Regions from separate parts of the Homo sapiens genome. Here region 2 is linked to region 1. A link is a loop called in an ENCODE intact Hi-C map of the cell type or tissue named here. Cell type or tissue: B cell. All regions are shown on one strand. Links, peaks and the distances in the headings refer to the core of each region. The heading gives the core; the rest is flanking DNA.

Region 1 (2,926 bases), core at 294-2,793:
ATCCACCTGCTTGGCCTTCCAAAGTGCTGGGATTACAGGCATGAGCCACTGCGCCCAGCCTGTGTGCACATGATTTTCTATTACATTTTCTTATTTAGCTTAGTTTACAGTAAATTAAATTTATGAAAGCTTCCAATTCCCGGGGGATTTTTAAAATGTTACATCTTGTCCCTAGTGAAACATATGCATGTAACGGGAGATATTTCTTTTTTTTTTTTTTTTTTGAGACAGGGTCTCTGTCGCCCAGGCTGGAGTGCAGTGGCACGATCTTGGCTCACTGCAACCTCCGTCTTCGGGGTTCAAGCGATTCTCCTGCCTCAGCCTCCCAAGTAGCTGGGATTACAGGCGTGTGCCACCATGCCTGGCTAATTTTTGTATTTTTGGTAGAGATGGGGTTTCACCGTGTTGGTCAGGCTGGTCTTGAACTCCTGACCTCAGGTGATCCGCCTCCCAAAGTGCTGGGATTACAGGCATGAGCCACCACACCTGGCCTAACAGGTTTTTTTTTTTTTTTTTTTTTTTAAGACGGAGTCTTGCTCTGTTGCCCAGGCTGGAGTGCAGTGGCGTGATCTTGGCTCACTGCAACTTCTGCCTCCCGGGTTCAAGCAATTCTCCTGCCTCAGCCTCCTGAGTAGCTGGGATTACAGGTGCCCGCCACTACGCCCAGCTAATTTTTGTATTTTTAGTAGAGATGGAGTTTCACCACGTTGGTCAGGCTGGTCTCAAACCCCTGACCTCGTGATCCACCTGCCTCGGCCTCCAAAGTGCTGGGATTACAGGCGTGAGCCACTGCGCCCGGCCAACAGGAGGTATTTCTAAACCAATCTAGTTTACAGTTGATTATTCCCTATGGACAAGTTAGGAATGTCATGGGCTATTAGAGCTTATCTGTTACCTTCCATTCCCTTTGTAGGTGGCGAACATGTCTATTACTTTTATTAGAGGAAGGACAGGAGGGAGACAGGAAGAAATGACTCCTTAACTGGCTGGAATAGACTAGTACCACCATTTTTGTTGGCAATGCAGTAAAAGGGAGGGAAACCAATATCTCAGTCGAGAAGTTTGTCTCTTTCCCTACAGCTGCATGAATAGACTAGACTCAGTTCTTGTTTGGGGACTTCATCTTTCCTCAGTTTCAAAATATCCTGGATATCCTAGTCATAGAGACTGTAGGGATTATGCACAATTTAGAGATGTCATGGTTTCTTTCTGTCAGAAATAACTGCTCATTGTAAGAATGTGAACCCCTTTAAAGTAAGGTTCTGCTAAATTCAGGAAATAAGTGCATCACTAAAGAAATTTCTGCAAGTTTAAAAAAAGATCAGGCAAGCATTTTTCAGTAACCTGCATTTCTATCAAAACATGTTGTATTTAATGGGGAATGTTTTATTTATATTATATAAAATGTATAAATATGTATTATTCACTGCTGCTTGTTTGGCTTAGTGTAAAACTTTCTCTTGGTGTGTGTTTTAAAAAGCATGGTGGGATTTGTAAACTCTGGACAATTTGTCTGTCTTACTTTAATAGACATTGTTGTGTGAATCGGCATTTAATTTCTAGTTCCGTATCTATCTCTAATTCACTCTGTGACTTAGGATAAGTTGTCTAACCTTTTTCTATTAAACAGAACTAAATTTTATTTGCCTTTTACCTACGTCACCAAGTCTGTTATGAGTATTAATGATGTAGACTTTAAGTGGTTTGTGTACCTCTGAATCATTCTATAAATGTAAACAACATTTTATGGTTTTTGGAATATGAAAATACATGAAACTTTCTGCAAAAGTATTTTGCTTATTAATGTTAAACACCACTGCCACTTAAAAAATAATAATCAGTCTATTACAAGACAGACTAGAGTCTCATTGCAGGTCCTATAGGTAGGAACAGGAATTGCTAGTCAAAGTCATAGACTTGATGTGCAGTTTTTGTGATTTCTGGCCATATCAGTGTCTTTTAAAGTGCCCTAGGAGATTGAATATGTTGTCAGCTTGGAGAGTGATAGAAAAGGCAGCAATAAGGTTAATAGACTAAGTTTATTTTATTGGTTCATATTTATGGGTTCAGTGATCATGATGCATATACTTTGGTTGAACTCTAGAGTTTACATGTTGCTGTATGTTGGCAGTCCTTATCAAATTGAACTCTGGATAGTAATCTCTGCAGTTGCCCAAATGGGAGGAAAAATAATTATCTAGCAATTTTTGGAGCTGACCACCTGGTAAATAAACTACCAGCGTTAAATAAGTATTTTGGAGGTATATTCTTAAGTTTGGGAAGTACTGGTAATTTTCGAAGTGTACTTAGTTGCTTCAGAGAATTAGTGTGTCTCTAAAGTGCTGTGGGACTTAAGGATACCATTCACTATTTCATAGAAAAGAACTTTGGCCAGAAGACTTCTTGGCAAGTTTTAGTCTACTAACTTAAGAACATATTTGTTCTTATGTCCTTTGGTCTGCCTTTTAAAGATGTCTGACTTCATCCTTCCTGGCCCAATAACTATAGGCTAAAGCCAGAAGTTGCCTTTTTAGCCCTGTGTTTCTTGCCACTGTCTTCTCTTATCCTCTTACAGTGTTGCTACTTACTTCCTTATTAATCTCTTTTTATACAATGTATTATTTTGTACTGTAATTATTTGTTTTCGTATCCACCTCTTGGCCATGGGCGTGCAGGGCAAGGTCTGTTTTGTTTAAAGTAATTCCATTACCAAGCAATATGCTTGGCACTTAGTAAACACTCAGTATATGTTTAAATGAATGAACATTCTCATATGTATATACAGGTAATTGACAATTAGAAAAGTAAGAATTTTTTAGTAGTCTAATTTTGTGCATGTATTTAGCTAGTGGCTACTATACTAGGAGCTATGGTCCAAATATCCAAATGGTATTTGCAACTGATGAATGTATGTATATATTTTCCT
Region 2 (2,926 bases), core at 159-2,658, 44 kb before region 1:
TGGCTTCAAGATTGTTGTTTATTAGAAAACAGGGAAAACCAAGGAGAGAAAGAGGGAAACAAGCCAGTCAGTGGAGCAGTCAGAACACAAACATTTACCAATTAAGTTTGCCACCTTATATGGGTACAGTGTGTGGCAACCCAAAACAATTAGAATAATAACATCAAAGATCACTGAATATAGATCACCATAACAGATAATAATAAAGTTTGAAATATTAAAATAATTGCCAAAATGTGACATGAAGTAAGCAAATGCTGTTGGAAAAATGGTGCCACTAGACTTGCTCAACGCAGGGTTGCCACAAATCTTCAATTGTAAAAAAAATCCATGTCTGGAAAGCACAATAAAGCAAAGCACAATAAAAAAGCACATACTTGTAAATGCTTTCCTCATATTTCCTTTATAGACATACCTTCAAACCCATTCTTTTTAAATCCTGAATAGCCAGTGGCGGGAAATAATCAAGCCAATGTTCTGCTTCAGAAAATTTTACTATCTCTTCATCAGACAGGCCAAGGGATTTCATAATGCCCCACTGGTATTTAGAAGATCCAGCTTTAGCAGCAGCTTTACTCTGAAAATAATGGAGAAAAATAAACTCGATCAAAGAATAACCAACACTCCAGGAAAATGACCCAAGATATTAATGAATGTAATTTTTTTACATTCTAAAATAATGCTGATACATCAGAACACTGCAGGAATTAGTTGTACTATTAGTCTGTACTAAAAGTACTAGTCTGTACTAAATAGTACTAATTTAGTCTGTCAAACTGTATAGCCAAGATATCCGCCAAGACACTGGCACCAATAATAACTAAATGGATGGCAACATAAAGAACTACCCATTATGAAGATAAGATCTCAATACCAAACCTTCTGTTTCTTTTATCCTAATACCACATTTACCTTATTTACCTATAAAGAGGCTACTCATAAGACTTTCCTCCTTTTCCAAAAATTATGAATATCCAAGAGACAACCAAATGCCAGAAGTTGAAGGTAGGAAATTTGGTTAAACTGTAACACTATAATGAGGCAGCATAAGAAAATTTTGAGGATGACAGAATTGCTCTATATGATACTGTGCTGGTAGAAACATGACTCCAGGCATTTTCAAACTCACAGAATTATACACCACAAAGAGGAAATTTTGGGCCTGGCACAGTAGCTCACACCTGTAATATCAGCACTTTGGGAGGCCGAGGCAGGCAGATCACGAGGTCAGGACTTCGAGACCAGCCTGGCCAATGTGGTGAAACCCCATCTCTACTAAAAATACGAAAATTAGCCGGGCATGGTGGCAAGCGCCCGTAATCCCAGCTACCCTGGAGGCTGAGGCAGGAGAATCACTTGAACCGGGAGGCGGAGGTTGCAGTGAGCCGAGACTGTGCCACTGTACTTCAAAGCCCAGGTGACAGAGAGAGACTCCATCTCAAACAACAACAACAACAATAATAAAAATAATAACAATAATACAAAAATTAGCTGGGCGTGGTGGCACACACCTGTAATCCCAGCTATTTGGGAGACTAAAACATGAGAATTGCTTGAACCCAGGAGGCAGAGGTTGCAGTGAGCCAAGACTCCACCACTGTACTCCAGCCTGGGTGACAGAGCAAGACTATGTCTTGAAAAAAACAAAAAAAAAAGTAAATTTTATGGTATGTAAATTTTTAAAAAATTCAACCACGATGCTGAAGGAACCTGAGGAATGCAGACTGTGACAAATCTATCTAACTGCATTACAAATATATGATATAACCACACTCAAGGGGGAGGGAAGAAAGGAGCTGATCTAGGCAGTTTTGGAAAACAGTGTGATTAGATTCTAAAGACAAAAAGAATTACACACAAACACTGTACTTTTGTCAGTAAAATTGTTTCTCCCAGGGGTATAGGTTGGCAATTCTGAAACTACTAGTAGTCTAGGATGGAACAAATAAAGAAATATACTATAGGTAATGAGAGCCAAGTTTCTCACTGTTGTAGTAAGAAGTCACAAATAAGCCAAGGGAAAATGCTAGAATGAGACCCATGGTGCTAAAATGGAGCCAGGGGTATCAATATGAACTTACTTGTTTTTTAATAAACATTCAAATACATAAAGAAATAAAAACAGATGTGTATGCATGGCTTAGCAGACATAAATATATTTCCTTGCTCTGTCCACTGAGAGTGCCTAGAAGCAGTGATACCCCCAGGCAATGAGCACACCCAGCATTCAGGCCATAGTTTCTGAACACCATTCTTCAATAAAAGAAACCTTGGAGAAGTGGTTGATTCCTTGGTTGAATCACGGAAAATACAAGCCTGGAACAGCTTGTGACACCATAAAGAAAGCAATTGCTTTGAACAAAGGAAGATGAGGGAATGTCTAATGGACACAGGAGCCAAGCTAAAAAAACTCCCAATGGCCACAGCTAGAACAATTTATTTATTCTAGCTTTATTCTAATAAAAAAGAACAATTTGACAACAAATTACGGTGTTGTTAACAACCACACACACACACTCAAAAACAACCCAATAGCCAGGCACAGAGGTATAAGCCTATAGTTCCAGCTACTCAGGAGACTGAGGTGAGAAGACAGCTTGAGCCCCAGAGCTGAAGACCAGCAACATAGTGAGACTCCATCTCTTAAAAAACAAAAAGCTCAATGGTATTGGCTTATAACCTGAAGAATAAAGTGAATATCCATGAATCCATATGACATAGAAAGGACAGATTAAGTAAGTGGGGGAGAAAGGACAGCTCTTCTTTTCAGAGGAATTATAGATAATAAATGTAAAAAGAAAGAGGAAAATGGAAAATCATGATTAGAAGACTAGAGTAATAATTGTTGTAGGCAAGATCCACTGATGAATGCTAAAATTAATGAGCAAATATTTAAAAAGAAACACAGTATTATTTCCATGGCCTC

Evidence for each region. Peaks named below come from ENCODE experiments on the same cell type or tissue, not always from the same donor. Only the 100,000 strongest peaks of a DNase experiment are listed, where the experiment ranks them.
Region 2: a loop joins it to region 1, with 1.9 times the contacts of the local background. A loop is called at or near these places in 8 of 110 quality-filtered maps.

Annotation. Positions count from the first base shown.
Region 1 is chr5:146,207,453-146,210,378 of GRCh38, forward strand. All of the region lies in intron 1 of RBM27-POU4F3 (RBM27-POU4F3 readthrough), which reads left to right. The region is part of intron 1 of RBM27 (RNA binding motif protein 27); the gene reads left to right. Among named protein-coding and RNA genes, the nearest start is that of RBM27-POU4F3, 5.3 kb to the left of the region's middle. In B cell, for the core only: a CTCF peak has its summit at 1,821; no DNase peak of the experiment used is centred there; H3K27ac peaks cover 672 bases.
Region 2 is chr5:146,163,895-146,166,820 of GRCh38, forward strand. LARS1 (leucyl-tRNA synthetase 1) reads right to left here. Exons shown (of 32, transcript NM_020117.11): 6 at 416-577. Among named protein-coding and RNA genes, the nearest start is that of LARS1, 17 kb to the right of the region's middle. In B cell, for the core only: no CTCF peak of the experiment used is centred there; no DNase peak of the experiment used is centred there.